Linked DNA regions of Mus musculus: regions 1, 3, 4 and 5 are each linked to region 2. A link is a loop called in an ENCODE intact Hi-C map of the cell type or tissue named here. Cell type or tissue: left cerebral cortex. All regions are shown on one strand. Links, peaks and the distances in the headings refer to the core of each region. The heading gives the core; the rest is flanking DNA. Region 1 holds the start of Acaa1b (acetyl-Coenzyme A acyltransferase 1B). Region 2 overlaps Acvr2b (activin receptor IIB). Region 3 overlaps Oxsr1 (oxidative-stress responsive 1). Region 4 overlaps Oxsr1 (oxidative-stress responsive 1). Region 5 holds the start of Xylb (xylulokinase homolog (H. influenzae)).

Evidence for each region. Peaks named below come from ENCODE experiments on the same cell type or tissue, not always from the same donor. Only the 100,000 strongest peaks of a DNase experiment are listed, where the experiment ranks them.
Region 1: a loop joins it to region 2, with 4 times the contacts of the local background. A loop is called at or near these places in 10 of 42 quality-filtered maps.
Region 3: a loop joins it to region 2, with 2.1 times the contacts of the local background. A loop is called at or near these places in 4 of 42 quality-filtered maps.
Region 4: it touches region 2 in a loop (2.1-fold over the local background); 4 of 42 quality-filtered maps call a loop at or near these places.
Region 5: it touches region 2 in a loop (3-fold over the local background); 19 of 42 quality-filtered maps call a loop at or near these places.

Annotation. Positions count from the first base shown.
Region 1 is chr9:119,153,283-119,159,279 of GRCm38, reverse strand. It overlaps Acaa1b (acetyl-Coenzyme A acyltransferase 1B), which reads left to right and starts at 2,187. Exons shown (of 12, transcript NM_146230.3): 1 at 2,187-2,456; 2 at 2,596-2,689; 3 at 3,478-3,535; 4 at 5,275-5,354; 5 at 5,568-5,610. The coding sequence starts at 2,286. In left cerebral cortex, for the core only: a CTCF peak has its summit at 2,863 (motif pointing left); DNase peaks (open chromatin) are centred at 2,214 and 2,857; H3K4me3 peaks cover 582 bases.
Region 2 is chr9:119,427,329-119,433,325 of GRCm38, reverse strand. It overlaps Acvr2b (activin receptor IIB), which reads right to left. Exons shown (of 11, transcript NM_001313757.1): 2 at 5,664-5,871; 3 at 5,250-5,359; 4 at 4,974-5,125; 5 at 4,758-4,901; 6 at 3,318-3,461; 7 at 2,958-3,106; 8 at 1,988-2,102; 9 at 699-837; 10 at 483-613; 11 at 1-59. Among named protein-coding and RNA genes, the nearest start is that of Exog, 15 kb to the left of the region's middle. In left cerebral cortex, for the core only: a CTCF peak has its summit at 2,810 (motif pointing right); a DNase peak (open chromatin) is centred at 2,818.
Region 3 is chr9:119,262,588-119,268,584 of GRCm38, reverse strand. It overlaps Oxsr1 (oxidative-stress responsive 1), which reads left to right. Exons shown (of 18, transcript NM_133985.2): 7 at 1,341-1,442; 8 at 3,702-3,835. Among named protein-coding and RNA genes, the nearest start is that of Slc22a13, 56 kb to the right of the region's middle. In left cerebral cortex, for the core only: no CTCF peak of the experiment used is centred there; DNase peaks (open chromatin) are centred at 2,453 and 2,617.
Region 4 is chr9:119,251,550-119,257,546 of GRCm38, reverse strand. It overlaps Oxsr1 (oxidative-stress responsive 1), which reads left to right. Exons shown (of 18, transcript NM_133985.2): 11 at 2,662-2,784. Among named protein-coding and RNA genes, the nearest start is that of Slc22a13, 45 kb to the right of the region's middle. In left cerebral cortex, for the core only: no CTCF peak of the experiment used is centred there; a DNase peak (open chromatin) is centred at 2,742.
Region 5 is chr9:119,354,233-119,360,229 of GRCm38, reverse strand. Xylb (xylulokinase homolog (H. influenzae)) reads right to left here and starts at 2,849. Exons shown (of 19, transcript NM_001033209.3): 1 at 2,523-2,849; 2 at 916-998. The coding sequence starts at 2,624. In left cerebral cortex, for the core only: a CTCF peak has its summit at 2,757; DNase peaks (open chromatin) are centred at 2,695 and 4,099; H3K4me3 peaks cover 1,011 bases; H3K27ac peaks cover 605 bases.

The DNA.
Region 1 (5,997 bases), core at 1,111-5,110, 270 kb after region 2:
GTGTGGAGTTACAAACCTTGCAACCCAGCACTCAGAAGGTTCAAGGGGGTGGGGGTGGGGGTGGGGCGGAGCTCAAGATCATTCTCAAGTGCATATGCAGGTCAAGGCTGGCCCAAGATGCTCGAGACACTGTCTCAAAAACAAAACAAAACAAAACAAAAAACAAGCAAAGGATTCAGTCTTTGGGATGAGCAAAATAGTTGAGTCTTCATCCTAAAATGGCCAGCCACAAAACAACCTCTCCATGTGAGGGAAAACGAGTCCCCTGGCAGCAGCTGGGAGGATGTGGGGTGTGGAGCTCAGGGTCTTCCTACAATTGAGGTAGGCCTTGGAGCTTGCAGTTGTAACGTCTGTCACCCCTCTGTTAGTCCTCCTTGCCTTCTGGCTAGAGAAGCTCTGTGGTCCTCTAGTCTGCAATTCTTTGCGCCTGTGCCTTGGTACAGACCTCCACACTTCCATTTGGGGACTTGGGCCAGTGATGTGGAACTTAGAAATGTTCTTTGAGATCCACCATCCTGGTTGTAGAGAAGGTGAGCCTGTCCTTCTGATGTTGTATGAACTTCTCTGGCCTTGCTCAATGCAGAAGAATTCAACATTTTGACATTACAACAGGCACACTCAGCATCCGTGTAAGCAACTTACAAACAAACAAACAAAAATAAAACACAAAATCTCATTTCTCTTCGGGCCTTAGATAAGCTATGTTTTTGTCTTGGGTGGCTGTCCTTGGCCTAGCCCCATGCAGACAGTGGGCTGTGGGTTCTACATGCGTCCTAGGAACTGATGGCATCACAGGCTTCCCCCCGGGCTTCTAAGAGGTCCACAAAGGCGAGCACTGGAAGACAGTGGGGAGGGGACAAGGAAGGAGGCCTGGTGCAGCGTGCTCTCTGGGGTGTCTAAAGAGCACACGACCCTGCACTTAGGAAGTCTGTGCCCTTGGACATGGTGACAGGAAGGCTAGATCAGCCTCTGGGTGTCTAAGACTCCAGTGCTCCTGCCCTGGAAAGCACGGGCAGGTGAGTGTGCATATTATGTGTAGGGCAGAGGTTGATATTGGATGCCATTCTAAACCCCTTCCTACTCTGCTTTCTGAGATGGGGTTTCTGTCTGAACACAGTGATTTGCCTGGGGTAGGTAGCCACTTTGCCCCAAGGATCCTCTGCCTTTCCCACCTGAGCACTAAGGTCATGGGACCCTTGTCAAGCCTGCCCAGCCTTGTGCACTGGGGATCTGACCTCTGGCCTCCCACTTGCAGGGCAAGCCCGTTACCTTCTGAGCCCTCTCCCAGCCTCCTCTCCTTTCATGTTTTGGGATCCCCTGGGGTCTGAGAAAACACTGTGTAACTGCCATGGTTTGGGGCTGACCTGTCACTGTGACTGGGGAACCCGGTCTTACTCTTTAAGGCTGGTAACACATTCTAGATCCAGGAAGCCCCGGTCCATTCACTCAACAGGAAGCCATTGATCAGTTAATGCTTCAGGCACACTGCAAGGCCTTGGCAGACACCTTTGCTAAGGGGGCGAGGGGAGCGGGTGCTGCAGGGGTGTGCACTGATGAGGGCATCTCAAATAGGCATACAGAGGATGCTACATGGGACACTCTCAGAGACCTTTGAACTGCTTCTGTGCCTTGATAGAACGGGTTCTTCCAGCCAAGTACTCAAGCATCCAGCTTAGGGCCAGGGACCCAGGAAAGACGAGAGCTGAATAGAACAGGAATCAGAGTCAGGTCCTCTATCTCCATTTGCAGTGTAAAGCTGTTGCCACTGTCCCAGAAACCTCCTGACTTTTGTCTGATAGTGTGCCATGGCCATGTTTGGAGGAAGGTCTCCTGGTTCATGTTCAGAAATCCACAAGACTTTGAGGTCCTGCCTACAGTGTAGATTACAAAACGAGGAAAGTTCCAGTTTACACTTCTGGGAGGAGCTTCAAAAATGTGCACAAGCTTTTTTTTTTTTTTTAATTATATTTTAAAACATTTTCTTTTATTTTTGTAGCCCAGATTGGCCTTGAACTTGCGCAGTACACACTTGCACCATCACAGGTGTACATGGACAAACTTAAGAAGGAGGGGTTCTGAAGTTCATTGACTTGCTTTGAGAAGCTGGGAGGTGGTGGTGGGGGAAGACTCAGGAAGAGTCGCCCTCTGATTGGCTGCAGAATGGGTAGGCAGGACTTATTGAAAATATAAGGCTCCAATTGGCTCTGCCCTGTGCAAGCCCGCGTCCTTAATTCACTGGGGTGAGCGCCCAGAGCGCTGGCAAATCGGTGGGACCCACCTCCGCGATGCATCGGCTGCAGGTAGTGCTGGGTCACCTGGCCGGCCGGCCCGAGTCGAGCTCCGCGCTGCAAGCTGCGCCCTGCTCCGCTGGCTTCCTGCAGGCCTCGGCCTCCGACGTGGTGGTGGTGCACGGACGGCGCACTCCCATTGGCCGCGCCAGCCGTGGCTGCTTCAAGGTGAGGCCCCTCGGGCGGGCGAGGGGAGCAGAAGGCGGCCAGCGCGGATGGGATCCTGCCGTCGGGGGTCCGGTGACCGCAGAGTCCCCGGGCGGGGATTCGGGAGCTGGGCTCACCGCTGCTGCGCTTCGCCCTGCAGGACACCACCCCCGACGAGCTTCTGTCGGCCGTGTTGACCGCGGTTCTCCAGGACGTGAAGCTAAAGCCTGAGCAGCTGGGAGACATCTCCGTGGGTGAGCTCCCCTGCGGGTCCTGCACCGGCCCTCCCCCGCCCTCCTCCCGAATATCCGTCTCCCTTCTCACAGACTTGAGTTACTGAACGGGAGGGCTCTCGACCACAGAGGTCTGAATCAGGCTGCTCCCGATGGCCAGTCTCAAGAGTAGAACCTTGGGCGCCCCCTCATGGCACATCGGCAACCTGAGAGGCGCTAGAAAGCCTAGCACCACCAAGTAGAAGTTCTAAAGCCCAGATGTTCCAGGAGACCCCAGGAGGCGGGAAAACGCGCTTCTCTACCTACATGGACATCCTGTCCCGGGTTACAGGTGCAGATGGGTTCACCCCACCCTGCCTTAACCCCTAGGCTTTCCCTGAACTAGAACATAGTGTAGGACACAGTTTTGTCCGGAGGTGCCAGCCTGTTCCTCATCTCTGCAGTGGTGCAGGGCTTGGAGGAGGACACTTGGGCAGGTGAGCAGTTGCAGACCCGCTTCCCTCACCACAGCCCTGCTTCCCACAGCGTTCAGGCTTTGCACTGTGTCTCTTACCCTAGAGTCTCTCCCGTCTTTTCCTGTGATCAGAGGAGCATGCCTTGGCAAGCTCACTGGCGGCCCTCCAGCACTGTACTGCTGTTGGGTAGCTGGCTCCCCACTCCCCAGAGTTTGAGCCTCCACAGCCTCATGTGCGCCTCTCTCCAGAGGCTGTGATTCTTGGAGAGATCTGAAATGTCTCCTTTCTGCGGCATGTTTTGCCTTAGGCCTTGGGACACCACCTGGCACTGAGTGAAGGCTCTTCTATCCACAGGCAATGTGCTTCAGCCCGGGGCTGGAGCCATTATGGCACGCATCGCCCAGTTCCTGAGGTAATCTCTCTGGCTCCAGCTTGGTTGTCCACCGTGACTGGTGAAGGCCCTGGCACTGGGGATGTATCTGTGTGTGGTGGAAGAGCAGGTGGAATGAAGATATCGAGGCAACTAAAGTCCACTGACCTGACCTCTTCTCCATAACCTTTTCCCTACTTAGAGGGGGTGTGTCACTGGGCCGATGGCCAAGGCATCCAGGACTTGGGGACTGGGTTAGAGCTTCTCTGTGGCCTAACTTTTAAACAAAGACAACGTATGACATCCCCTTTAGAGTTAAATAATCTCATGGCTATACTGAGCAGCGTCTGCTTCCATTCTTAGCTGAGCACCTATGAAGTCCAGACTCCTCCAGTCGTTAGCAGCTTGGAGCTTGGGGCTGGGGGGGTACCCCACACATGCCTAGGAGCCCAGGAGGAGGAGACCTGATATTCTTGGCTTCTCCTGCTGGGGAAGCAGGGATTCATTCGCTCCTCTGTGGAGGCTGAGGACTCTTCCCTCAGTCCTTCCTGCTGTGTGGGTCAAAAGTCATAGCAAACTGGCCAGTGACAGATCAGGAATAGACAGACAAACAACAGACAAACAGAACCTCTGGGAGCTGGCAAGGGTTAGACTTAGCCTGAGGTTCGGGGTCTCCCCGTCCCTCTGCAGATTAACTGTACCCTCATCTCCAACTGGCTTCTCCAAATTGACTGAATCAGGGCTATCTGCATCTATGCCGCCTCTGCCCATTCTGCTCTCCCTGTCCTGGCTAAAACCTGCTCAAATATACTCTTGCCCCTTGCGCTTACCTTCCTCAAACCCTCAGGCTTCCTTCTCAGTGGTCCCTCTGTCATGTGATCTGTCATGTGATGTGGCCCTCACACGTGCATTTCTCTGTATTATGGTTGGGTATCTGGTGAGGCACAGTACTATCAGCTCCTCAGCCTCTTTCAGGTGGAACCTCAGGCTCGGAGGCTGTTTAGGAGAAACTTGACGAATTTGGTAAAGAGTGGTAACCAGAAATTAGGGAACCCAGGATAATCTTCACAGCCTAGGGAGCCATCCTCCTGGGGGCGCCTTCAGAACCTGGCTTGGAGCAGCAGTTCAGGGATTCTCTGGTTTTCCTGCACACCAGACTCATCCTAATTCCTGTGTGTTCATCCTCTGGGGTTCTCGGAATGTCAGTCAAGGGTTTGGGAGGCTCCTAGTGCTTAGCCACGTTGGCCAAGGCTTGTGTGCCACCTTGGAAGGTAGCTCTGATCATTTCAATGGCTGAACCCAGGAAGCTCCGGAGCAAGGGGTTGAAGGATGACCATGGGGAGTGGGGAGAAAACCAGACACACCGGACCAACTCTGTGTCTACTAGAAAGGTCAAGGTGAGGATGGATGGTGGCCCAATGTTGGGATGCTACTGCCGTGTCTTAGGCTAGCAGCAGGCTCGCTTGTCCTTGGAGGACCCCAGAAATGACTGGTTTTCCTTGCAGAGTCTTCGAGGCAAGGGTTGTCTGTGGCGCACACCAGGCTTCCGTGGTCCGTGCTGAGAACCGTAGGACAGGAGAATAAGCCTGGGGACTCTAGGCAGTAACGGTGGAGACAGCTGCAGTAGCTGCTCCCGTTCTTACAGATCTGTTCCAGTGGAGATTCCCTGTTGCCCTGATCTATACACTCACTGCTGGGGCTCTCATGGGGCCCTGAAGTCTCATGGGACCTGCTTTCTAGGTGCTCATCCAGGGCTGACCGCCATCTCCCTTCTGTTTCAGCGGCATCCCAGAGACTGTACCTTTGTCTACGGTCAACAGACAGTGTTCATCGGGACTGCAGGCAGTGGCCAACATTGCTGGTAAGTGGTGACTGCTGGGTGTACCCTGCAGTGTACCCTGACCTTGGTCCTTGACCCTCGGGACCCTAGGCAGAGAGAGAGGAGGAACACCCATGGCCACACCCCAAGCCATTTGGGGGGCTCTTGGGTCTCCTGTGAGGGAGGGGACAAGCCATGCTGCTCAGGGGCAGGCCCGCTGCGGCCAGGGGTGGTTATGAAGTGCTTTTATTGCAGGTGGCATCAGAAATGGGTCTTATGACATTGGCATGGCCTGTGGGTAAGATCGCCTTCCTGCCGGACCCTATTAACCAATGCAGCAATCAACCTAATTTTGCTCTCCTTGGCTATGATTCTCCCTGCCCACTGTGGCAGCTGGCTGGGCTGGGCTCCCACAGATGCAGCCTAGGATGCAGTTCTGGGTGGAGTGGCGTCTTCCATTCTTACAACTTTGACTGTCACACCGGATACCTGCAGCATTTGCACTTCTGCACTTCCCACGGTCCTGAGAGAAGTAGTGGGATGATTCCCTCAACTCGGGACATTGCCTCACTATGCAAACGTCCCTAAGCTGTAAATGTGTCTGCCATTCTAGTACCAAGGGAGAAATTCCAGATCACTACTGTGTTGTCAGGGACGTGGTCACATCTCTGGTGATCTGCTCACT
Region 2 (5,997 bases), core at 1,186-5,185:
CGAGCCTCTGCATCATGGTCCCAGCACTCCTCGATGGTCACGCAGAGCTGGGCCAGGCCCTGCAGAGGAGGGGGAGGGGGGAAGAACCCTTGTTAGGGCCACCTAATGAAGGCAGCCAGTGGGTCTGTGTGAGAGGATCAGGAAGGGCCTAAGGCCCTGTCACCACCATCGCAGGTCAATTAGCAGTCCCCGAGACCCCTCTCCTCCCAGTCCAGGAGAATGTTCACTAAACTTCACCACAGGCCGCTCCCCGCAGGCAGCTGCAGCTGCTCATCTTGGGACACTGGGACTCAAGTCAAATAAACACCAAGCCCAAACACAAAAATTTGCCCAACGTTTCCATGTTGAGCTACAACAGGTTCAAGAAAGAGGTCAGGGCCTACCTTATTCTCCACAACCTCTGAGATATGTCCCTAGAGTCCCGGGAACGCGGCAGCTTCCCCTTCACACCGCCCTGTGATTCCTGAGCCCAGCCCCCTCACCGGGTGTTTCAGCCAGTGATCCTTAATCGTGGGCCTCATCTTCTTGTGGACAACCACCTCCTGAAGCTCCTCCAGCGAAGGGTGCTGGCCAATCTCCTCCTCGAAGGGCAGCATGTACTCATCGACAGGCCCTGAGTGATGAGGGGCTGATGGCATCACCCGAAGCCCGGCTCCAAGGCCCCAACCCAGGGTGCCCAGAGCCGCCAAACCACTCACCGTCTGCAGCCTTGCACCGAGAGACGAGCTCCCACAGCACCAGGCCCATGGCGTACATGTCGATACGCAGGAAGGCGTCTCTCTGGAAGTTGATGGCTCCTTCCAGCACCTCAGGGGCCATGTACCGTCTGGTGCCAACCTACAGGCAGACAAAGGGCAGGATCTCCAGAGACCAGCTACACTCACAATCACACTCAGCTGGGAGAAGCGCCATGCACCAGGTTGGGTAAGAGTGGAATTCTAAGCAGGAAGCCTTGGAGCCAAAGCCTGCTCCATCCCGTTTGAGGCAGAGTGAAGATTCCAGCTGATAACTGTGATGACACCACGAGCTGGAGGCAGTGCTTATCGGACAGCTCTGCAGGCCCTAGGACATCCCAAACAAGCTACTCTGAGGCTTTGCCTCTGATGGTACCTAAAGCAAAGCCAGACACTCAGAAGGCTGAGGCAGGAGAACCAAAAGTCCCAGACCAATCTGAACGACAGAGACAGACGCTCTAACAGACCAGGGGGAGATGAAGAAGTGACTTAGCTCCTAAGGAACCTGTCACTCAAGTGTGAAGATGAAAGTCTGGATATCCACATAAATGTAACAACCTGCCTGCAACACGGGAGACAGCGATGGAGTCCACAGAGAAAGCCGGCTAGACTAACTGAAGAGATCTGGGTCCAAGCAAAGGACCCAGTATTAATCAACAAGGTTTTAGGTGATCAAGGAAGGTGCCAGTGACTACCTCAGGCCTCCATTCCCAGACATGCCACTCATGTGGAAACAGAAATACACACGCTAAATAAACAGCAGAAATCAAAAGGCCGAAACAAAATGTCGAGAGCATGTTTAACCCACAGGGAGATTCTCCTAGGATGATTGCTGGCTTAATTTTCATGGCCTTTGATTTTAATCTCGCTTAATAACTAAAACTGAGGGCAAGCAGGTTCCTCGGTAGTAGGTGCTTGATGTCAAGCCACACGACCCCAAGTTCAATCCAAGGAGCCCACATGATGGGGAAAAAAACAGATTCCCTTACACACACACACACACAAAGATAAATATATTTCATATATATACAATATATATATAATAAAATTACAACAGAAAGAGAAAAACTGAAATACAAGGAGGAATTGCTGAAGCCCAAATTGCTAGCCTGGCTGGAGGAAGCCTCACCAACCTCCGGCCTTGGTTTCTTTTCTCTCTTGGTGAGTCTACGTCCCCAGGTAGCTCTATCGCTCCAGCGGAGCACAGAGCATCAGCCGCTCCAGCCCCTCCTCCCAGTGCCCAGGTCCCTCACCTGTCCATGGGTATCCCCAGGAGGCTTCCCTGGCTCAAACCGAACAGCCAGGCCGAAGTCAGCCAGCACCGCGGTGAGGTCGCTCTTCAGCAGTACATTCTTGCTTTTGAAGTCCCTGTGGAGACCAAGCGCCAACTGACACACAGGATCAAGACTCAGCCCGCCTCGTGATGACTGACCATGACCCTGCTGCCACCATGGCTCTCCGAGCACTAGAGTACGTGACCGCAGCGCCCAGTTCAAACCATCCCACCTCTGTGGGGCAGGAGACAAAACAGCCTGGGAGTCCTGGGAGGCTGTGCCTGGCAGCTGGGCAGACCCTAGACCACGCCACTAAAAGCCAACCAATAGTTTCTCACAGGGCATGCACATACTTCTGCGATTTTACAATGTTTGGAATGTGAACAAGAATTTAGAATCAACTGCTAATGCCGCACAGGCAGGGTAGCGCTGGAGTGGGTGCAGGCACTCAACCCTGCCTAGGAAAAAACAGAAACCAAACCAACCAAACGAACAAAGGCGTGGCTCAGAAATCCTAAGATCCTAATCAGTGCTATGGGAGGTAATCAGCTATCATCTGCCTCTCCTCCCCCCCCACCCCCCCCACCCCACCCCCACCCCCCACCCCCGACAATGGACAGCTAATGTTATCATGATGACACATAAACACACATGAGCTCTGTAGCGGCAAGCATCAGCAAACATAACCGACACAGACTAGGTAAGTAGAGTCCTCTCAAGGATACAAAAGGTTCTGACCACAGTCTGAGCGTGTGAAGCTCTCCAGAGTAACAGAGTCCACACTCTCTCCTGGGTCCAGCAGAGGGCACCAGAACGCTGGCCTGGAAGCTAGCTATCTCCAGCACACAGGAAGGCCAGGTTTGCTCTGACACACCACAGGCACATTCAAGCAAGCAGAGGCAACTCTGCAACTGCACCCCACCTGCAGAGAGGCTCCTTAATCAGGTACCTGTGGGCAATAGAAGGCTTGTGGCCCTCACCACGACACCACGGCACATCCTCATGCAGGTATGAGAGGCCTCGTGACATCGTCTCCGCCACGTGGCACAGTTCGTTCCACGTGATGATGTTCCCCTTGAGGTAATCCGTGAGGGAGCCCTAAGAGAAGGCAGCAGACTGTGGGCAAAGGCTCCAAATGCAGAACAGGATGCAACCAACCCAGGCCCAGCAGGAACGTCTCAGTGCAAATGCGCAGAATGGGCGGACGTGATCCAGGTGGGAAGTGCGGCTGACACGGGGTCAGCTCATCACAAAACCATCACTGGGACCCATCTATCTCACCGTGGGATCTGTCTGGGGTGTGGCTCACCTTGTCGTGGAAGGCTGTGATGAGCCACAGCTCCACCTCCAGGTTGGAGCCTCGTTTCTCGGCAGCAATGAACTGCAACAAGTTTTCGTGCTTCATGCCGGGTGTGCTGAAGATTTCCCGTTCACTCTGCCACGACTGCTTGTCCTGAGGCAGGGAGGCAGCTCAGCCCTGCCATGCTCATAGCCACCCCAACACACCCTACTCCATCCCCAACCCCGATTTCCTAGCCTCAGCATCCAAAGACCAGGCCAATAGCGATCTCTGGGGTAGCTGACAACAGCGCCCTGATTTACAAATGCTGAGTGAGGTGACCAGCCAGTATCAGCCAGCAAATGCTTGTCTTCCTAAGTACCCTGAGCACCTAACTACATGGCTGCCTGGTGTCAGAAGCCTCTGAGTATACACAATGCCAAAAACCAAACTCAGGGACCGAGGAGATGCTCCGGAGGTGCCTGCCAGGCAAGCATGAGAGATTCCCAGCCCCTGGACACAGTGGAGTGTAACCCCAGTGCTGGAAGCAGGAAGAGGTGGAGTTCCTGGGACTTGTTTGCCAACTCGTCAACCAAACCGGTGAGTTCCAGGCTAAGAGAGGCCTTGTCTCAAAAAATCTTAAAACGTAGAGGCTAGAGAAGTGGCTCTGAGGTTAAGAGCACTGCCACTCTCCCTGAGCACCCGGGTTCAATTCCCAGCACATGTATGGTGGCTCACAACTGTCTATAACTCCAGTCTCAAGGACCCAACACTCCCTTCTGGCTTCTTCAGGCACCAGGCACACATGCAGGACACATAGATACATGCGGGCAAAAAAAGCACCTGCACACATAAAAATATTTTCACTGAGGGCCAGGCGGTGGTGGCGCACGCCTTTAATCCCAGCACTTGGGAAACAGAGGCAGGTGGATTTCTGAGTTCGAGGCTAGCCTGATCTACAAAGTGAGTTCCAGGACAGCAGGGCTACACAGGGCTGTCTCGAAAAAACAGAAAAAAAAAAAAAATTTTTTTTTTCATTAAAAAGGAATAAAAATAAAGAACTGTAAAAAGTAGAGAGCCAGGTTTGGTGGTGCACACCTTTAATTCTAGCATCTGGGAGGTGGAGGCAGGTAGACTTTTGGTTCAAGGCCAGCCTGGTCTATATGACAAGTTCTAGGCCAGTCTGGATTACATACTGAAATCCTGTCTCCAAAAAAATAAAAAGGAGTCCAATAAAGGGATTCATTCTCTGGCCTCCACACACAGACCTGTGCGTACACAAAACATGCAAACTGCATACACAACACGGAAGTAATGGCAGAACCCAAAACCAACATGGCGTCTGACCCTAATCCTCTGATGGACTCTCAGTACTGAATCAGAATCCTGGACAGTCGACTGCCCCATGGAAAGACACTCCCGCTTGGACCACAGTGAGAGAAGATGGCCTGGAGACCCCCAAAAGCTCACCTGAAGTGGGAAGATCTTCACAGCCACAAAGTCGTTCATGAGCTGAGCTTTCCAAACGCAGCCAAAGCGGCCCCGAGCCTTGATCTCCAGCAGCTGTAGTGGCTTCAGGCCCACCAGAGGGGATGGGGGCGGAGGCCCCGGGTCCTGGAAAGGCAAGGGCTTAAAGGAGTCCGCACAGCCGTCCCTTCTCCCTGCCCAACGCTGGCACTGTCTCACCTCATGGATGTCCACATGGCCGTAGGGAGGCTTCCGATGACGATACATCCAGAAGGCCAGCAGGACGATGAGAGAGAGGCCTCCAATGGGCAGCAGCGAGTAGGCCAGCACCGTGAGCAGGGTGGGGGCTGTCGGGGGTGGCTCGTACGTGACTGGGGGACACATGGAGCCCTGTGTCACACAGCCCGCCCACTCTAACACTCCAGCCGGCCCTGCAAGCACTCCCCACTGGCTCCACAGTGCCACACTCAGACCCTCTTCCCACAGGCCCCTCACCTTCTGGGCCCCCAGGCTCCGGCAAGTGGGTGAAGCGCTCGTTGCAGAAGTTGCCTTCGCAGCAGCAGAAGTACACCTGGGGGTTCTCCTCGGTGGCCACACACTCCTGCCTGAGGGCCCAGGGTCCCCGTTACAAACTCCCCGGCAGGGACGGAAAGACTCTCCCCGGCCCCTCCCCCCAGGCAGCGCAGCTTCAGAAACATCAGCAGTTAGGGTGACCCCACGTCCCTTGAAGAGTGTGACTCAAGGCTGAGAGGGGCAGGCAGGCATGGAAATGCTGCCTGAGCTGAGGAGAGCAAACACCAGAACAGGGGCTTGGGATTCTGGGTAGTGCCTCCGAAGAGACCCTGAGATCAGTGGGTGGCCAAGTGCAGCGGGCTACGGCAGCGGGAACGCTCCCGCTCCCCTGTGTACCTGTCGTAGCAATTGAAGTCATCTAGCCAGCAGCCCTTCTTCACCAGCTCGATGGTGCCCGAGCTGTTGCGCCACGAGGCGTAGCAGTGCAGCCGCTTGTCCTGTTCCCCCTCGCAGCGCTCCAGGCCGCTCTGGTTGGTGCGCTCCAGCTCCCAGTTGGCGTTGTAGTAGATGCACTCCCGAGTCTCAGCCTCCCCTCGCCCGGAACCTGCGCCCGAGAGAAGAGAGGCTGAGCACGGTGAGGTGACTTGTAACCAGTCCTGGAGACGACGCCTGCTGAAGGTGCTTGGTGAAGATGCCAACCCACCCCTCTGCTCTCGATACTGGCCCCCTT
Region 3 (5,997 bases), core at 717-4,716, 160 kb after region 2:
AGATGCATGAATTGCATTTTTCTGTTGATTGGTTGAGAGCTTAATCTAAGGAAAGATATTATTGCAGTACAAAGCAAAGCAAACAACAGCAAAAACTACACACTACACAAGAAACTCAAGACTATACCAAAGATAATACAAGGAGTAGGGGAGTAAAGAGCCTAAGAAGTTATCTTAGTGCAGACCAGGTGACCGGGTTGTTCACCCTGGGGTTTTCAGTGCTGGCGCTCTTCTCCTTTTCCTGCTTGCACGGCAGCCGCTCGCTGCAGTCTCCTGTCATCTGTTTTACTGCAGTAAACACAGCTGATTGCAGCACACACTCTTTAGTCCTTGTCTCACCTCCCTTGTGGTATTGAAGTATTGAGCACTGCAGCACCATTCCCTTCCTACTTACACCGTCTTCATGGCCCTCCTGCTGTCAGGCTGTTTCTCTGACCACTTTTGACTCATCTGTTTTTCAAGACACAGTTTCTCTGTGTAGCCCTGGCTGTCCTAGACCTCACTCTGTAGACCAGGCTGGCCTCAAACTCAGAGATCCTCTTGCCTTTAAAGACATATGCCAGCAGGCGTGGCTCTGTCTACTCTAGAATCTTCCTGTAGGATTTGGTAGGGTACACAGGTTATCCAGACGCACACTAGGAGAGGGAGATGGTGAGCTTAAGGCCAGCCCGGGGCAAAGCCAGATACTGTCTCAAGCAAGAAAAGAAGACGGTGTTTCTTCAGGTTCTTTCTTGTTGAGTGCATTAATCGCTGATGGTCTCATCCATGCGAGCATGTGTAAATGGTTCCCAAATCAGATGCAGACCAGCCTTGCTGCTCAGGACTCCAGGCTACTCTCAGCGCTGTATGTGTATAGGATTTATTCACAAATGTCACAGATGTATTACTGTACACATATTTTCCTACATACATACATATATTACTATATTCAGCCTGTGGAAGGAGGGCACTCCAGGCCACACAGGGTCTTAAGAGGCCGCCGCACTCAGGAACAGAGTGAACAAACAGGTTGTGGAGAAAGGCTAGAGCAGGGGAGGGAGGTATGAAGGAATACGAGGCTTCGTTGGTTTTCCTGGGATGGAGGCTATGTTAGGGGCTAAACCTACTTCTCAGATGAGCAGGAGCTGCCCCTGAGCTGTCTGTGAGGAGGCTTGTGGACATACGGAATATTGAATCAAAAATTCAGGGGTAGCCTGGGCTGCACAGGGAGACTCTTCACTCCCGCCTTCCCCAACCCCCCAATTTTTCATGACATACTAGAAACTTGTAAGAGTGTTTTAGGCTGGTTAAAGTAATTGTGCACCTCTCTCTCCTTCCCATCTCCCCCCAATCCTTTTCAGGTTCGAGGTTATGATTTTAAAGCTGATATTTGGAGTTTTGGAATCACTGCGATTGAACTGGCCACAGGGGCAGCTCCTTATCATAAATATCCACCAATGAAGGTGAGGCTCATATTCAAATATTATTCCAGCTCAAGTCCCAGTGACTTTTCAGAACCTTTGACGTTTGCCAACCGTATCTATGGTTATTTATTTTCCTTGTATTTATGTGTATTATAGCAAAATATAATCTTTCTAATAAAATTACCAACGTAACCATTTCTACTTTGTATTATATAGGGACCAAAACCAGGATAAACCATTTTTGATTGTGTATTTAAGTAATAAGTATGTTCATGACGTATAGCCATCACTGTACCCAGACTCTTCTTGGATTCAGAGCCATTGAAGTCTTTTATTTAGTTCTTAACAGAGTGTGTACAGAATTGCTGACCTTCAGTGGCCTTGCTGTTCTGTGAGACAGAGCTGTGGAGTTGAACTGCATTGGTGTCTATTATCCGACCTCCTTGCCTCTCTACTCATCGGCCCTTCATAGGCTCTGCTGACAGAGTAACTAAGGTTGCAGGGGAGGCAGGAAGAATGTGAACTAAGAACCTGAACCAGACGTAGGTTTGTGACAGTTGGTGATTTCTGTAATAGAAATTTCTGGAAGAGAAGTCTCCATACTATGAGAAGTCAAGGAAGAAGAGAGCAAGCAGTAGGTGAAGCTAAGGAGGCCATGCTGTCTTCTGCTGTTTTCACATTTCTAATTTTACAGTAGTTTGGGAATGGAAGAGCTAAGTCTGTGGACATGAAGAGATGAGCGGTTGTAACTGAAGGATGTAATAGCAGTTGACAGTGGGCGCTTGTGGGGATCCACTATCTATATATAGCTTTTAACTAGTGTCCAGTATACGTGGGACTCACAACACCCAGCTGGGCGTGGTGGCGCACACCTTTGATCCCAGCACTTGGAGACCCAGCACTTGGCAGGCGGATTTTTGAGTTCGAGGCCAGCCTGGTCTACAGAGTGAGTTCCAGGACAGCCAGGGCTACAGAGAATACTGTTCTCTGTGCTGTCCAAAATGTGAAGACTTGTGAAATGAGTCACTAGTCCTGGCACATCAGTGAAGACTTGTGAAATGAGTCACTAGTCCTGGCACATCAGTGAAGACTTGTGAAATGAGTCACTAGTCCTGGCACATCAGTGAAGACTTGTGAAATGAGTCACTAGTCCTGGCACATCAGTGAAGACTTGTGAAATGAGTCACTAGACCTGGCACATCAGTGAAGACTTGTGAAATGAGTCACTAGACCTGGCACATCAGTGAAGACTTGTGAAATGAGTCACTAGTCCTGGCACATCCTGTAATGAGTTCCTCAGGCTGTGTTTCTCTGCTTTGAGTTTTCTGAAAAAAGCTGACCTTTTTAGTACAATAAACGGGGCTAATTGAAGGGAAAAAAAAATTGTGGTGCTGGGTGTTGAGCCCAGGGCCTCACAAATGCTAGAAAAGAACACATATCCCCCAAGCTATAACCCTGACCCTAAAGCCCCACATATGCCTGTGTACCCCTGTGTGCCTGTGTGTGTGTTTATACCCATGTATGTGTGAGCTTTTAGAGGGCAGAGGTTGTTGTCAGCTATGTTCCTCAATTACCCTTTGCCTTCTATTTTGAGACAGGGTTTCTTCCTGAAACCTGGAGCTTGCCAGTTTGGCTGGACTGGTTGGGCAACAAGCCCCACTTCTCCTTCCCAGCTGGGATTACAGATGTAGACCACCACACCCAGCTTTTTTTAATGTGAGTTCTGAAGGATTGAACTCAGGTCCTTATACTTAAATAGCTCATATGTCTATACTGTACTGAAAATTTTACAGGTTTATTGGTATACTTTTGTGGGCTACTTTTTTGGATTCCCATATCTACCTCTCTCCCAACCCCCAACACTAGGTAGGAGAGAAAGAAGGTTAGAGGGGAAAGGGGGCATAGACCTCTTTAGACTACTTTCTTCGGCTTAGGGGCATCATGTTCCTTGGAGCAAGTCCAGTCTTTGTCACTAAGACATCCAATTTCTTCTCTTCTCTTTGCTCAAGACCACTTGACAAACTGCAACAACAGAAAGCAGCAGCAGCATGGAGAGCAGCAGCCTCCTCAGGCTCTCTGGGAGTCTCCCATTTACACCCTCTCAAGAGTACCCAGAATTCCAATCATAAACTATCTGCAGCTGGCAAAAATCACATCCCTGCTAGAGTACGAGACAAACCATAGTTAGCTTCTGTAGACAATCTGAAGCCCCCTGTATCCCACACCTGGAATTAAAATAAAAACATAGTCACATAACATCACTGGGTTTTTAAAGAAACCAAACTTCTTACTACACAGGTTTTAATGCTGACGCTCCAGAATGATCCTCCTTCTTTGGAAACTGGTGTTCAAGATAAAGAAATGCTGAAGAAATATGGAAAATCATTTAGAAAAATGATTTCATTGTGCCTTCAAAAGGATCCAGAAAAAAGGTAAAATATTGGAAAATATGACATATCTCTTTTGATACTTAAATCGGGCTGGGAATCCCTAAGAATTACATTTGTATACACAATATTATGTGTATATTCTTAAATGAATGACAAACATTAGAAACATTCATAAAGGCCATCTTACAAGCTTGGAAGGGACTGAGTTGATTTCGTGTACTTATAAGTATATAATATATCTCAGTTGCCCAGATATTTCTTGATTCGTTTCTTAAAGCTATGAAATTATATTTGTGAGTTCTGTATTAGTAACAGGCCATGTTAATGGGCAAGTTTTTCTTTTTTCAACCTTCACTTGAAATATAACTGCCATTTACAATTTAATAACAAAAGGACTGTAACAACATATTTATATTTCATGTCAAATAATTTTGCTTTTTATGTAGGAAAGATTCTAGTAGTCAAAGTTTCAAATAGTTTCCTCGTTGGCTTTAGACACATTGATTGGTAAGCAGCAGATTCTTAACAAAGGGTGTTTATGTGTGGTGGTGTTGAGCAGCACTGTAGGCGAAATCAATGAGTAGAACCTATGCTTTGAGGTCACCCCATCCCTAGTCCTAGAGGTGGAACTTGACTCTGAGGATCATTGACTGTAACTGGGGGCTGCATCCCCACTGTGTTTTACTCTGTTTTCATGTGTGCATCAGCTTCCCACATCCACCACCTCCACAGCTACAGATTGATCTACTGTGGATCCAAGGACTCTGATCAGATTCCATCAGTGCTCAGCAGCACCAGCCTTTTCTTTGTCCACATTCCTTGAGCATCATAGTATACTTGGCATGGTAGCAGCTACCCTCATTAAGCTGGAGGGGGTATAAAGTGCAGGAGGGTCGCGTGGGTTCTACACAGATAACATTCCACTTAGATACAAGGGATTGAGCATCAGGGTTTTGCTGTTGGCAGAGGGTCCTGGAAGCAGTTCTCCTGGGATTCCACAGGCAGACTGTATTCCACTGTTTCTTAATACTGAAAGTTGTTTAATTCTGTTTTCTCTAAAGGTCTACAAAAGTAAAAGACTTAGACATCCTTGGTCATGTGTCTAGTGTATGTAATGGGGCTTCAGAATTTACTGTTGGAAATGTTGGAAAGGGTAAGGAAAACAGGCAGCCAAGTTCACGTTCATGGTTTTAGGATTTCTTCTGTTTTTCATCACTGGCTAAAACTGATAGGGAATTCTTTTGTTTCTGCCAAGTTAGCTGATAAAAAGACCCCCCCCCTTTTTTTTTTTTACAAATACCTAGAAGTAATATATAAAAATCCATCAAATGTAAAGATCCTTAGGTGCCAGAAATAGTGAAGAATATGTAAATTACAGTAGAAAGTCTAACTAATCCGGTGGCCACCAGCAGCACACTACTCAGTCTGATGTTCTACAAGGTTGAGTTTTTGACTCCATGCTGTGACTCTTGAAATTGGGACTGTGGGTCCACCTGGAGGAAATGTTCAGCTGAGTTTCTGCTTAGAGGACCGTCAGAAAATATCTTCCTCATTTATGCATATGAGTTTTTTTGCCTCTGTGTATATATATAGCACATACAAGAAGCTGCCCTTCTCAGTCATTTCCAAGAAGCAACAAAATCTCTCATTGTTTTGACTTTCCTTCCTACAGATCGAGAGTCTGAATTTGTACTCGCCACACTAAATGTGTACCCAGCACCTTAAGCAGAGAAATAACGATTGTTAGGCAGCTTCAGAAGTGCACTCGAACACCTGCCGACCCAGGTCCCATACATAGCTCTGGGCCCGACATGCCCGACTCAAGCTGCTGTCAGCTGTTCCAATGTAAGGTGAACTAGAGTTAGCATACAATAGCATTAGTTCTTCAAAGAATCAAGCAAGACTTTTAGAGCTGAAAGATTCAGATAAAATGTGTGGGCTGGACTCTTGATTTGCTCCTGACTGAATAAAGTGTGAAGAAAGAACTTAACAGTGAAGAGGCTTGGTGGACAGGCACCTTCTCCACTAAGTGATCATACAGCCTAACGAACTCCCGGAGCTGTGCAGTAAGAAAGGCGCATTGCCTCGTGAAGCTTTTCACCTCAGAGAGCCCCAGGCTGAGGAATATGCTATAGAATACTCAACCAGTATTTGTCAGAAGTGTTAAGCAAAGAAAAAAATTGAAAAGCATGACTGGTCAGAGT
Region 4 (5,997 bases), core at 1,041-5,040, 180 kb after region 2:
TGTAGTGAGACCTCATCTAAAAAGGTAGAAGGAAAGGGAGGTAGGGTAGGAAGGGAAGGAGAGATGAACACCACAGTATAAACATTTTTCTAGTTCCCTGGAGAGGCTGGCAGCTCCTAGTCAGCCACATCGACAGTGTCACTTGGAGCTTAGTGTTGGTGTTTGCTAGGGTAGGTGGAGCCAGTGTATTTTCAGCTTGCTACACACACACACAAACACACACACACACACACACACACACACATACATATAGATAGATAGAGAGAGAGAGAGACAGAGAGAGTGAGAGTGTTACGTGTGTGTGTGTGTGTGTGTGTACGTATATGTGTGTGTGTGTGTATATGTGTGTGTATGTATGATATATACACACATTCCAATAGGAAGTTCAGGAGCATTTTTAATGATTCATGTTATATCATGAATATACTTTTAAAACGTGTTATTAGTCCACACTATATGATTCTGTGTGAGATGTTCAAGAGTGCACAGAGATGTGCAGTAGGCCAGTTTCCCAGAACTGAGAAAAGTGGGGGAGAAACAGGCAGTGACCTCTGATGGCTGTGATGTGTGTGAAGAATGGTGACCAACATGTTCTCAATTTGGATGTAGTAACAATCATGCAACTCTCTATCTACAAAGCCCAGTCAATTGAACTTCTCTCATCGTGTACACCGTGTGCTGTATGACTTACATCTCAATGGAGCTGTCATTTTAAAGGGAGATCATCATTCATAGTAGTAAATTGAAAACAGTAATAAAAATATTGGTCATCACCCCGTCTTTGGAACTGTCCCCTGAGCCTGAGGTGCAGGGGCTGTGTTGTGGACGGGTCAGTTGGGATGGGTCTACACCTTACATGTTGATTGGTTGCAGTTTTTTGTAGTGGGCTCCATCTTAGCAAAGTGAGTTTCCTTGATGGGGGTGTAGGCTACACTTATGAGTATAAGAACAAATATTCAGAATGTGGTTAGAGATTAGCCCTGGGTGGGTGGTTAGGTTTCTAGTACTAGGCATAGTTTCCCTTTTGTTGAGCAGGCCTTAGGTCCAATATGAGCTGCTCGTTCCCACCAAGGCGTGGAGGTCGGCATTGCGTGGCCGCAGTGCTGACTGTTGTGGTTCCTCGGTGCTGTAGTGGGTAGGACTATTGGTTGCTTCCCTCCGTCAGGAGCTTGGTCGGCACCTTCTGTGCCATGAAAGCTCAGACTTTGAGGAGGTTTTCAGGTCAGTGTTAGCCCGGGTCCTCTGGGCTGGACCCTCTTCCTAACCATGCCATGAGTCCAGTTTAAGATGGAATTGAGGAAAGGGCTGTGACGATGGCTCAGTGGTTAAGAATACTGTCTGCTCTTTCAGAGGACCTAGTTCAATTCCCAGCACACGCGTAGTGGTTCATGACTGTTGCTCCCAGTTCCAGGGGAATCCAAGACCCTCTTCTGGCCTCTGTAGCCTCCACCAAGTGGTAAACAGATGCATTCAGGCAAGCACTCATACACATTACAAATTAAAATCTGAAAAAATAGTTGGCTTTAATAAATATACCACGACAATTCTGGAGGAAGTACATAAGACCGAAAGTCATGAGGTCAAGAAGCTTCCTTGGGCTTTCGAGGCTTCTTAAGGAAGATTGCTGTGGTGGGATAGGTAGTTTTTCTAAACGTAGGGAGAAGAGAGTAAGCGAGATTTTCAGAAGAGAGTAGGACACAGATTACAGTGAAATGCTCATCTTCCACTGTGGAAAGTCCCATACATTGATAACTCCTAAAATAGACACCCCCCCCCAATATCAAGCAGTAATGCTATATACCCAGTAGAGAGATGAATATAACTTTCCAAAGAAAGCTAAAATTAGGAAGAAGATAGTGAGCTTGGTTATTTGTTTGTTTGTTGGTTGTTTTTTTTTTTTTTTTTGAGTCACGGTCTCATGTAGCTCAGGCTGCCCTTTTAACTCAATGTCACTGGTGGCTTTGAATGCCTGGTCCTTTTACTGTCATCCAAGAACTGGGTACCACTTTGGCTGGCATGCAGTATCCACCCCACACCCTCAGTACTGAGCACTGATCTCAGGGCCTTGCTTCCTAGGCTGGTGTTTGACCATTGAGCTACATCCTTTGCCTGTCTCTACTTGCTTGACTCCTGAACTCTTGAATCTCTGTGAAGTATAATTTATAATTTTGAATTAAAAAGTTAAAGCTGGGCATGTTGGCACACCTCTTTAATCCCAACACTCTGGAGACAAGCAGCCGATCAATGTCACAGCCTGGTTTAGACTGCAAGTTGCAGGCTAACCAGAGCTACACAGTCAGGTCCTGACCCAAAAGAGGAAATAAAATATTGGAAAAAGAATGGGTGCTTTCCCTTGGGCTTGGGCTGTGTCTGCAGTGTGTTTGGAACAGTCTTTCCTCCCCTTTAAATGTCTTGGTATGTGAATATGTTAGATTTTTTTCCCTTATGCCTTAACATAAACAATATTATTGGGGTTCAGAGTAAAGAGGATTGTGTTTAAAGTCTGGGTAGAGCAGATTAAGGGTTGGAGGATGTGACGTTTTAGGGACACATGACTCAGTTACTGTTTTCTTTAGGTGATGGAGGGATGGAAAATAGACTTGAAGTTCCTGTTAAGTGTGTACAAAGTACTTTCTTAACCCACACGCCTTTCTCGCTCAGGTCCGCAGAGTCCCCGGCTCCAGTGGCCGTCTCCATAAGACAGAGGACGGAGGCTGGGAGTGGAGTGACGATGAGTTTGATGAGGAGAGCGAGGAAGGGAGAGCTGCCATTTCTCAGCTGAGGGTGAGTCACATTTGACAGCGTAGACTGTAGAGTTGCTTCTGAGTCTTGTTACGGCTGGAAGAGCTAAAACAGAAAGAAGACAAGTGCCACAGCCAGGACGTTCTACTTAATTACGTAGCAAATTAGAATGCCGGTCTCTCAATGTGGTATCATGTAGGATATGTTAAAATAGCCATGTCTAGAGGGGAAAACCAGCTTGGTGTGGAGAGTGAGTGGATTGTACTAATGGCTAAATGTAGCTGTTGTTGCTACCCTGTGACTTCTTCTTTCTTCCACCCTTTGAAACCACCAACACCAGTAAGAGGAAAAAAAGGATAGAGAGGAAAGGAAAGAGTTCTTGGAATAAAGTCAGGGGTCTGAAGGGGGCGCTGCTATCCTTAGACTACTTCCTACTGGTTAGGGTGTCAAGTTCCATGGGGCAGCTTTGATCTTCCCTGTCAGAATATCTAATTTCTTCTTGTTTCTTCTTTGTGTGTGACTTCTTAACAAACCTCGACCAACCAATAACAACCAACAATAATATCCCCCCCCCAGGGGTTGGGTGGGTGAAGTGCTATAATTTACAAGCCCTCTGAAAAGTTCCCAGAATTCCAAATGTCACACAATTGCAGAAACTCTCTGCAGCTGGCAGGATCAAGCCCCCTCTATAGCATGAGGCAAATAAATGGTGGTCATCTGCTGTGGACAGTCTGAAGCAGTCCCATGTCACATCCTAGCATGGGATCAAAACAAAAGCACGTTCTTATGTTTCTGTGGTTTTTTTTTATTATTATTATTTGTTTGTTTTAAAGATTTATTTATTTATTTTCTGTATATGAGTACACTGTAGTTGTCTTCAGAAGAGGGCATCAGATCTCATTACTGATGGTGAGAGCTACCATGTGTAGCTGGGAATTGAACTCAGGACCTCTGGAAGAGCAGTCAGTGCTCTTAACTAGTGAGCCATCTCCAACCCTGTTTCTGTGTTTTTAAAATAAACCAAAATTGTAAAATTTTCAGTAGAAAATTTGTAGACATTGTAGAAGAGTTGTAACTAGAAGGCTTTGCAACATAATATGCTTTATTTGGAGAGGAATAGTGGACTTCTTTAGTTGGTATATACTGAATATCTTGTGTGTGTCTCTGTCTGTGTCTGTGTTTGTACATCCGCGCTTGTGCTCGAAGCCTTGAGGTCTTTCTTTTGGAGTGGGTTTCATAATGGGCATGTTTGCCTTGTGGGATTTACTCCCATAGAGTTCTTAGGACCACTTTGTTTTTGTTTTGTTTTTTGAGACAGTCTCTCTGCAGAACTGACTGTCCTAGAGATCTCTATGAGCATTCTGGCCTTAGACTCATAGAGATCCTCCTGCCTCTGCCTCCTTAGTGCTGGGATTAAAGGTGTGCTAAGTTTTTTAAGACCTTGCCAATGAAAATTGACAAATATATATTAAGCATTAAGTTTAGAAAAGTCCTGCAAAAGACACAAATGGCCAACATTTGTTTCCCTTCTAATTTTGGATAGTTCCTGTTCTGTTCTGTCCTTCAAGATTACTTACCGTTCCTTTATCTTCTTCACAGCCTCTCCAGGCTGTCCCATGTTAGGCGTTGCAATAGAGCAGATGGTTATTCTTTTGCTTTTTCTGTCCCCACATAGCTGCCTCTTTAATACCAGACGTTTATGTAGTGTTTCCCCTTATTTTATCTTCATATTGCTATTTAGTTTTTAAAAGATAAGTAACATCGCTACAGACACCGTTTGTGATGTCTCTTTGTTAACACTGACACCCTTGCTGCTTCCCTTTGCTTCAGTGTCGACACTGCCTTAGGAAGGCTGTTGGCCTTATTCATTGGGTACTTGGCAAGGTGAATTTCGCCCATTGCTTACCAGTAAGTCTGTGATTTATAAGTAGAAGGGTTTAGTTGCCATGTAGGGTCGTGGGCTCCCTTGGCATATGTTCCTACCTATGCAGCACTGCACTTTGTCCTCATCTCCTGCTGCTGTCCTCTCTGTCCTCCTGCAGCACGCCCTCCCCTCTGCTTCCCTGTGCACAGCCTCCGTCTCTCTGTCTGCTTAGCTAGTTGTGTGCCATGCTGTGTGTCTGTTCCTCTCTTCTCTCTGCCATCTCTTTTAGCCTAGATTTCTTCGTATAACAGAGAGTTATATAGTTTATCTGAGTCTTGCTTATTAGCTTTACCTGCAGTTTCATTCATCTCTTGAAAATGGAATCCTTGTTGATGGACCTCTTACCAGGTTCTGTGTCTGGCTATTGTAAGACTGAGTGAGAGCTTTAAACCTGGAAACCTACATCTCTACTCTGGCTTAAATTCCTTCATGCATATATACAGTTGTGCCATACTCAGCCACATGATTATTCTCATTTTAGTTTTTGTTTTTATATTTATTTACCTTGAGAATTCTTAAAATCAGTTTAAAAATTAGTATACAAAGTGGTAGGTCTTGCTTTGCATTCTGTTCACATCTTGTTCTTGATGTCTTGTTCACAGCTGTATTCTTGCTCCATCTCCTTCTTTGTCTCCAGCTTATGTCTTCCTGGTTCTCCTTCCTCCCTTCCAATATCTCCTGTTCTGTTTTCTTGCCACGTGCATCTCATGATTTCCAAACCAACCCTAGGAAAATATGTTCTTCAAGTTTTACGGTTCTCTTTCTAGACTCACTAAAAATGCAAATATAAATGACAGTTTGAATATAGGCACCACATGTGTATTTGTCTTTTACAGAGTGGCTGGTTTCCATTTAACCTAATGATTTCCAATTTTACTCATTTTCCTGCAAATGCCATGTTTTTTGTTTTTCTTTATGGCTGAATAAAATTCCATTGTATACTTAGCACACTTATTTTATCCAATTTTCTGTTAATGGACATGTAACTGTTGTAGATAGCTTAGCCATAAACATGCATATGCAAGAACATTTATAATGGGACTTAGAAAATGTGTTGATAAGTAGCTTGACGGTGTAGTGTCCCCCTGTAATTGGCCGTAGGTACATAATATGCTTATGGTCAGTGAGAAGAGATGTGCTTTGGAGGATGGCCTCTACTTCCTGGGAACTCAGACCATCTGGGTGTTTGCTTATAAAACTTCTTTGTTCAATTTTATTTTTGTTTTGTTGTGTTATATTCATTCTATTCTGTTTGAGATCGGTGCAGGGGTGGGTAAGGGTGTGTGTCTCACTACGTAGCCCTGGCTGGACTGGAGCTCAATTTGTAGACT
Region 5 (5,997 bases), core at 622-4,621, 73 kb after region 2:
AAAAACAAAAACAAAACAAACAAAAACCAACATAAAAAACCCAGACGTGGCAGCTGTAACCTCCGAATTTCGGATGTGATGGATGACTGAGGTTTAGGAATTTAAGGTTATCTTCAGCTACCCAGTGAGGTACATGAGATCCTGTTTCCAAAAGGGGCCCAATGTGAGAGAAGATACATTCAGGCGCACATATGTGTGCACATGCCACGTGCCAAAAGTAGTCTAAGAAAAAGAAGGCAGAGAGTGGATGTGACCACTGGACTCTGGCCAGAAAGAAGATGAGCTTGTGAACTTCTTCTTTATAATTTCTCCAGTCTGTGGTACTTTCTTTTCTCTGTGTAGCCCTGGCTATCCTTGAACTCAGAGATCCACCTGCCTCTGCCTCCCTAGTGCTGAGATTAAATGCGTGTGCCACCACTGCCCGGCTTTGTGATACCCTTCCATTAGTAACAGAAGGTAGCCAAGAACAACCATCCAATTGTGCCTGGCACAAAACAGATCTCAAATCTATGAGTGAATGAATGAATTCAGCTGGAAAGGAATAGGGAAGAAATCATTATGGGAAGGAAAGATTCTCAGGGGCTGCAGAGATAGATAGCTTAGGGGTTAAGAGCACTGGCTGCTCTTCCAGAGGAACTGGGTTCAATTTCCAGCACTCTGTAGTGGCTCACAACTGTCTGTGATTCCATTTACAGGGGATCCAATGTCCTCTGCTGGCCTCTTTGGGCACCAGGCAGGAATGTGGCGCACAGACATACATGCAAGCAAACACAACATACAATAATAATAGATGCTCAGAGGTCTATGCAGACCTCTCTTGCAGCTGGGTTAAGTCAGAAAAGTATAGCTGATAAGTGCAAATGGTTTAGGGAGGCTCTAAAACCACCCACCCACACATGCACACCAGGTACCTACCCAAATTCCGGAAGGTCTCTGTCAAAATGCACGCTGTCCTCATAGAAGACGTTCAACTCTGCATCAACAGCAACAACTTTAACCTGGAAGACATTTGTGAAAACGGTGTATAGGATTTCCTCAGCCTCTACCTTTGTCCAAGAGGTTTCCAAGTCCAGTTAAGGTTCAGCACTGAGACAAAGGCTAATGGGCATCGTTTTTTGTTTTTGTTTTAAATGGGCATCATTGTAACCATAGCAACATAAGTTTCATGGGATACATGCTCAAAAAAAGAAAAGCAAAGAGATAAGATTAAAAAATGAGAAATGACCGGGCATGGTGGCACACGTGCCTTTAATCTTAGCACTTGGGAGGCAGAGGCAGGAGGATTTCTGAGTTCAAGGCCAGCCTGGTCTACAGATTTGAGTTCCAGGACAGCCAGGGGTACACAGAGAAACCCTGTCTCGAGAAACCCAAAAAAAAAAAAAAAAAAAAAAAAAAAATCGAGAGGTTTTATACTAGAAATTTAATGGCACTCTTGAAAGCTCTAGAACAAAAAGAAGTCACATCCAAAAGGAATAGACAGCAGGAAATAATCAACTCAGGGGCAAGTCTCGAAAAACCAGAGAGAGAGAGAGAGAGAGAGAGAGAGAGAGAGAGAGAGAGAGAGAGAGAGCGCCACACAGAGAGAGGCAGGTGAAACTCCCACGGTCTACAAGAATCCACTCTCCAAACAATGGAGGCTATGGTCCTGCACCTGGCAAGGAGGCTTGTCTCCAGAGGCTGCCCCCAGAGCCATGACTATGGTCAAGTCAGACCTGACATCCTAAGGAAGCCATTCCAAGCTCGGGAAGATGGAGAAACAGGTCTAGTAGGGCAAGGTGACTAAGTTCTATGGGATGTTCCCCAGTGGGAGCCGCAGGTTCCAACTCTCCTCATCGGGCTGAGAAGGGTCTCACAGCTACTATGCTTATTTCTCAAGCGTGCAGGATGAATGCCTCCTGGACGTCCCATGCCTACTTGGAAGGCAAATTGCTAATTCACTCAGCTATCACTGGGAACACCAACCTCTGACCGGCAGTTCTGGAATCACAGACCCTGGCACGCTAGTGCCAGCCAAGAGGGGGTTGGGGGAGGCAGGGAACGGGCAAAGTCCATTTGCATACTATGCCCATTTCACTTTTAACAAAAAAAAGTGCTTGGCGTGGCACCCTCCTTTAAACCCAACACTCAGGAGGCTACGGATAGTGGATCACTGTGAGTTCAAGGCCAACCTGGTCTACACAATGAACCTGGGCCAGCCAAAGCTACATAGTAAAGTTCTGTCTCAAAATATAAAATAAAATAATAAAGAAAAGTAAAGAAAAGGCGCTCAGGGATTATCCGGATCTAGGCTGTGCATGTGCGCACACCTCTGCTGTTTTCGCGGAGTGTGTTTGCGCGGAGTGTCTCGGAATCTAGCCATCTGCAGCCGAGACTCGCGTGGACCCCCGAGGTACTCCCCCCCACAGCCCTCCGCCCCCGCTACGTGTACTCCGGGTTCCGCGGGGAGTCACCCGCGGTTTCCGGGAGAAGCCTCTCGCTGGCAGAGCATCGTCAGGCTCCCGCTCCTCGCCCCGCGCGCGTACCTGCTGCGTGCTGAAGTCCCAGCCCAGGCAACAGCGGCGCCCCGCGCGCTCCGCCAGGGCCCTGGGGGTTCCCGCCGCCCGTCTGTGCGTCCGTGCGTCCATGTGTACTGCAGCGGCGAGACTGTCGCTGCGCTCCGTCGCTCAGAGACGCCAGAGCCCGCCTTTCGCCACGCCCCGCAGGACTCTGGACTGGAGTCACGAGGCGGGAATGCCCTCTGGCGCCGCCTGCGGGAAGGTCGCGAGTGGGACTGCGTCTGGCTGGGGCACTTAGTGGTCGCTACCCACCAGCAAGGCAGCGCAGTGGCTTCCCTCCAATTTCACTCCACCCACACTCACCCCTGCGCCGACCTAATATAATCCCAGCATTTGGGAGGCTAAAATAGGAGGATCTCAAATTCAAGACCAGCCTGGGTAACAGCAGTGGTGGTGCACGCCTTTAATCCCAGCACTTGGGAGGCAGAGGCAGGCAGATTTCTGGGTTCGAGGCCAGCCTGGTCTACAAAGTGAGTTCCAGGACAGCCAGGACTATACAGAGAAACCCTGTCTCGAAAAACCAAAACCCAAAACCAAACCAAACCAAAACAAGGTAAATGGTTGAAACCCTGTCTCAAAATAAAATTAAAAAGAGGCAGAAGAAGCCAGTTGTGGTGGTGCCTGCCTTCAATCCCAGCACTCAGGAGACAGAGACAGGAAGATGTCTGTGAGTTCAAGGCCAGTCTAGTCTACATTGAGAATTCCAGGGCAGTCATAGCTATATAACAGAGACACTTGTCACAAAAGTAAAATGGGGGGGTGGTCTACTGAAGGTCAAGCTGGGCGTGTTGGTGCATAGCAAGTTCTAGGTCAGCCAAGGCTACACGGTGAGACGATGCCCACGCCAAAAATAGATAAATGAAAGGAAAGAAAAGAAAAAAAAAAAAAAGAAGTGAAGGCCGAAGATATTGCTTTTGTCTGACCTGTGCCCTAGAGTCAACTAAAAAATAAAATAAAAATAAAAATCTTAATTAAATTTGGGATAGTAGTACTGGAGGCCCATGAGTTTGAGGCCAGCCTGGGATACATAGCAAGATCTGTCTCAATAATAATAATAATAATTAATAATCAATCAATCTCTCTCTCTCCCTCCCTCTCTTCCTCCTTCTATTGTTTGTTTTGACAGTCTTGACTAGGCTCAAAAAATTCCTCCTGCCCAGATTGGCCTTGAATTTACAATCCTCCCACCAGAGCCTCCCACGAGATTGAAGGCCTGTAACACCAAGTGTGGCCTGACATGATCTGCTATAAGATAAGGTCTCACATACCCCAGGCTGGCCTTGAATTTACAGTGTAGCTGGGACTAGCCTTGAATTCCTGATCCTCCTGCCTCACTCTCCCAAATGCTGTGATTGCAGGTGGAAGCCACGATTCCCAGTTAGAACTCATCTGTTATCGTGACCCACAGGTCAGCAGACTGTCTGGGCTGAGCTCAGGTGGCGGTGGCAGTGGCGGTGTCTCTGCTACTCAAGACTCTTGTCCCCACCCCTGAACAGTATGCTCACAGTGCGCCTGTCTGAGAACCTCAGAAAAGAGCTTAGTGAATGATGTCAGCAAAAGGTGTGGGTGCCCAGTGTAAAGAATGGAGAAATGCATTCTGGAGGCAGGAGGAGGCAGATCTCTGGGATTTCAAGACTAGTCTACTTTACATAGAAAGTTCCAGGACAGCCAGGACTACACGGTGAAACCTAGTCTCAAAATGGGGTGGGGGTGGGGCCACAAGAGGCCATTGCCAGATGGAGAGGGCTTCACACTCTTTGTTGGACACACGGAAATGAACTCAGGCTGGGCGATGTGGATGACCTAGTAATTTAGCTAGAACGTTTGAGGCCCCTCTGGGGTGTCTGAGTGGAGATGTTGAGCAGGCCAGTTTGGATGTGTGGCCTCTAACTCAGGTAAGATGTCTGGGTTGTGAACAATGATTTGGGAGCTGTCGTCTCCAAGTGGGTAAGTCAGATGTGAAAAGAAGAGCTCAGAATAAGGCAGGTGGGGGCCACTGGGAATTATGAAGACTACAGGGAACACACATGGGAATCATGACAGGCATACGGATAGGGGAAGATACTAGATTTAAAACTTTCCTGGAAGGCAGACTTTTGCCAGTTGCATGCTACCTAGAAGTATGTTAGGTTGAAAAATGGAGAGGTGGGTTCTAAAAATTTATAAAGAAGAGCCAGTGGGACCCCCAAGGACCTTACTATGTGTCACTCATGTTGCTAAACCAATGCCAAGGGCTAAACAGTTTCTCACAGCTCTGGAAGCTGGAAAGTCTAAAGCTATATAGTGCTGACAGTCAGCTCCCAGTAAGGGCTCTTTTCAGATGTGCAAATGGTGGCCTCTTCTGTGCGCCATGTCCGTAGAGATGTGCTATCGAGGGGTACAAGGAAGAAAGCACAGCTTCACCCCAACATCCACCGTAGCCTGGGCAGCTCCCCCTCACCTCTTAGTTACTTCAACTCCGGCCAACTGGAACTCCTGGCTCTAACACAGAAAAGAATCTCAGGACCAGCCAATATAAAGCAGAGTCCGGTTTATTTCAGTTTTTGTCTTTACACTGATCGATTGATTGATTGATCATTGATATGGTGTGCATGGTGTCATGTGTGTAGCTGCCAAACAATGTGAAGAAATAGGGTCTCCCTTCTACCATGGGAATTCTGGGGATCAAACTCGGATCATACGGCTTGCCAGCCAGGGTCCTTACCCACTGAGCCATCTTGATGGCACAAAGGCTGAGAGAAAGGCTGCACAGAAGAGGGGCTCGAGAGATGGCCCTGTGGCTACGAGCACATACTGGTCTTGCAGGAGAGCTGGGTTTGATTCCCAGTACCCACATCTGTAGTGAGTTCAAGCCCAGCCTGAGCAGTTTAGTGGTCCATCTGAATATAAAATGCAGGCTGGGAGAGCAGCTCAGCCATAGAGCACTTGCCTAGCAGGGACAAGGCTATAAATCCCAGTATTGTGACACAAAAAGCAAAACAAAGAAACCACCAGAAATTAGGGACTGAACTAGATAAGGCAATTATAATTCAGACTCAATAATTTGTTTTATGTATCTGTAATTTTATAATATGTTTATATGCAGAAGATTCATCTTGGCGGTATACTGGAAATTAAATCTATATTCAGTCTATTTCTTTAAGGAATTTTTAAAAGATCTATTTATGTTATGTATATGAGTACATTGTCATTCTCCTTACACACAGCAGAAGAGGGCATCAGATCCCATTACAGATTGTGAGCCACCATGTGGTGGGATGTGAACTCAGGACCTCTGGAAGGGCAGTCAGTGCTCATAACCACTGAGCCATCTCTCCAGCCCCTTATATTCAGTCTATCGTGACTCAGAAGAAATAAAATTAGTCTTTAGATCAGTGGGAAGTGGTTATGAGGGAAGATGGCATTTTGGCCAACTGTTTCTATCAGGACAAGCATCAGTCAA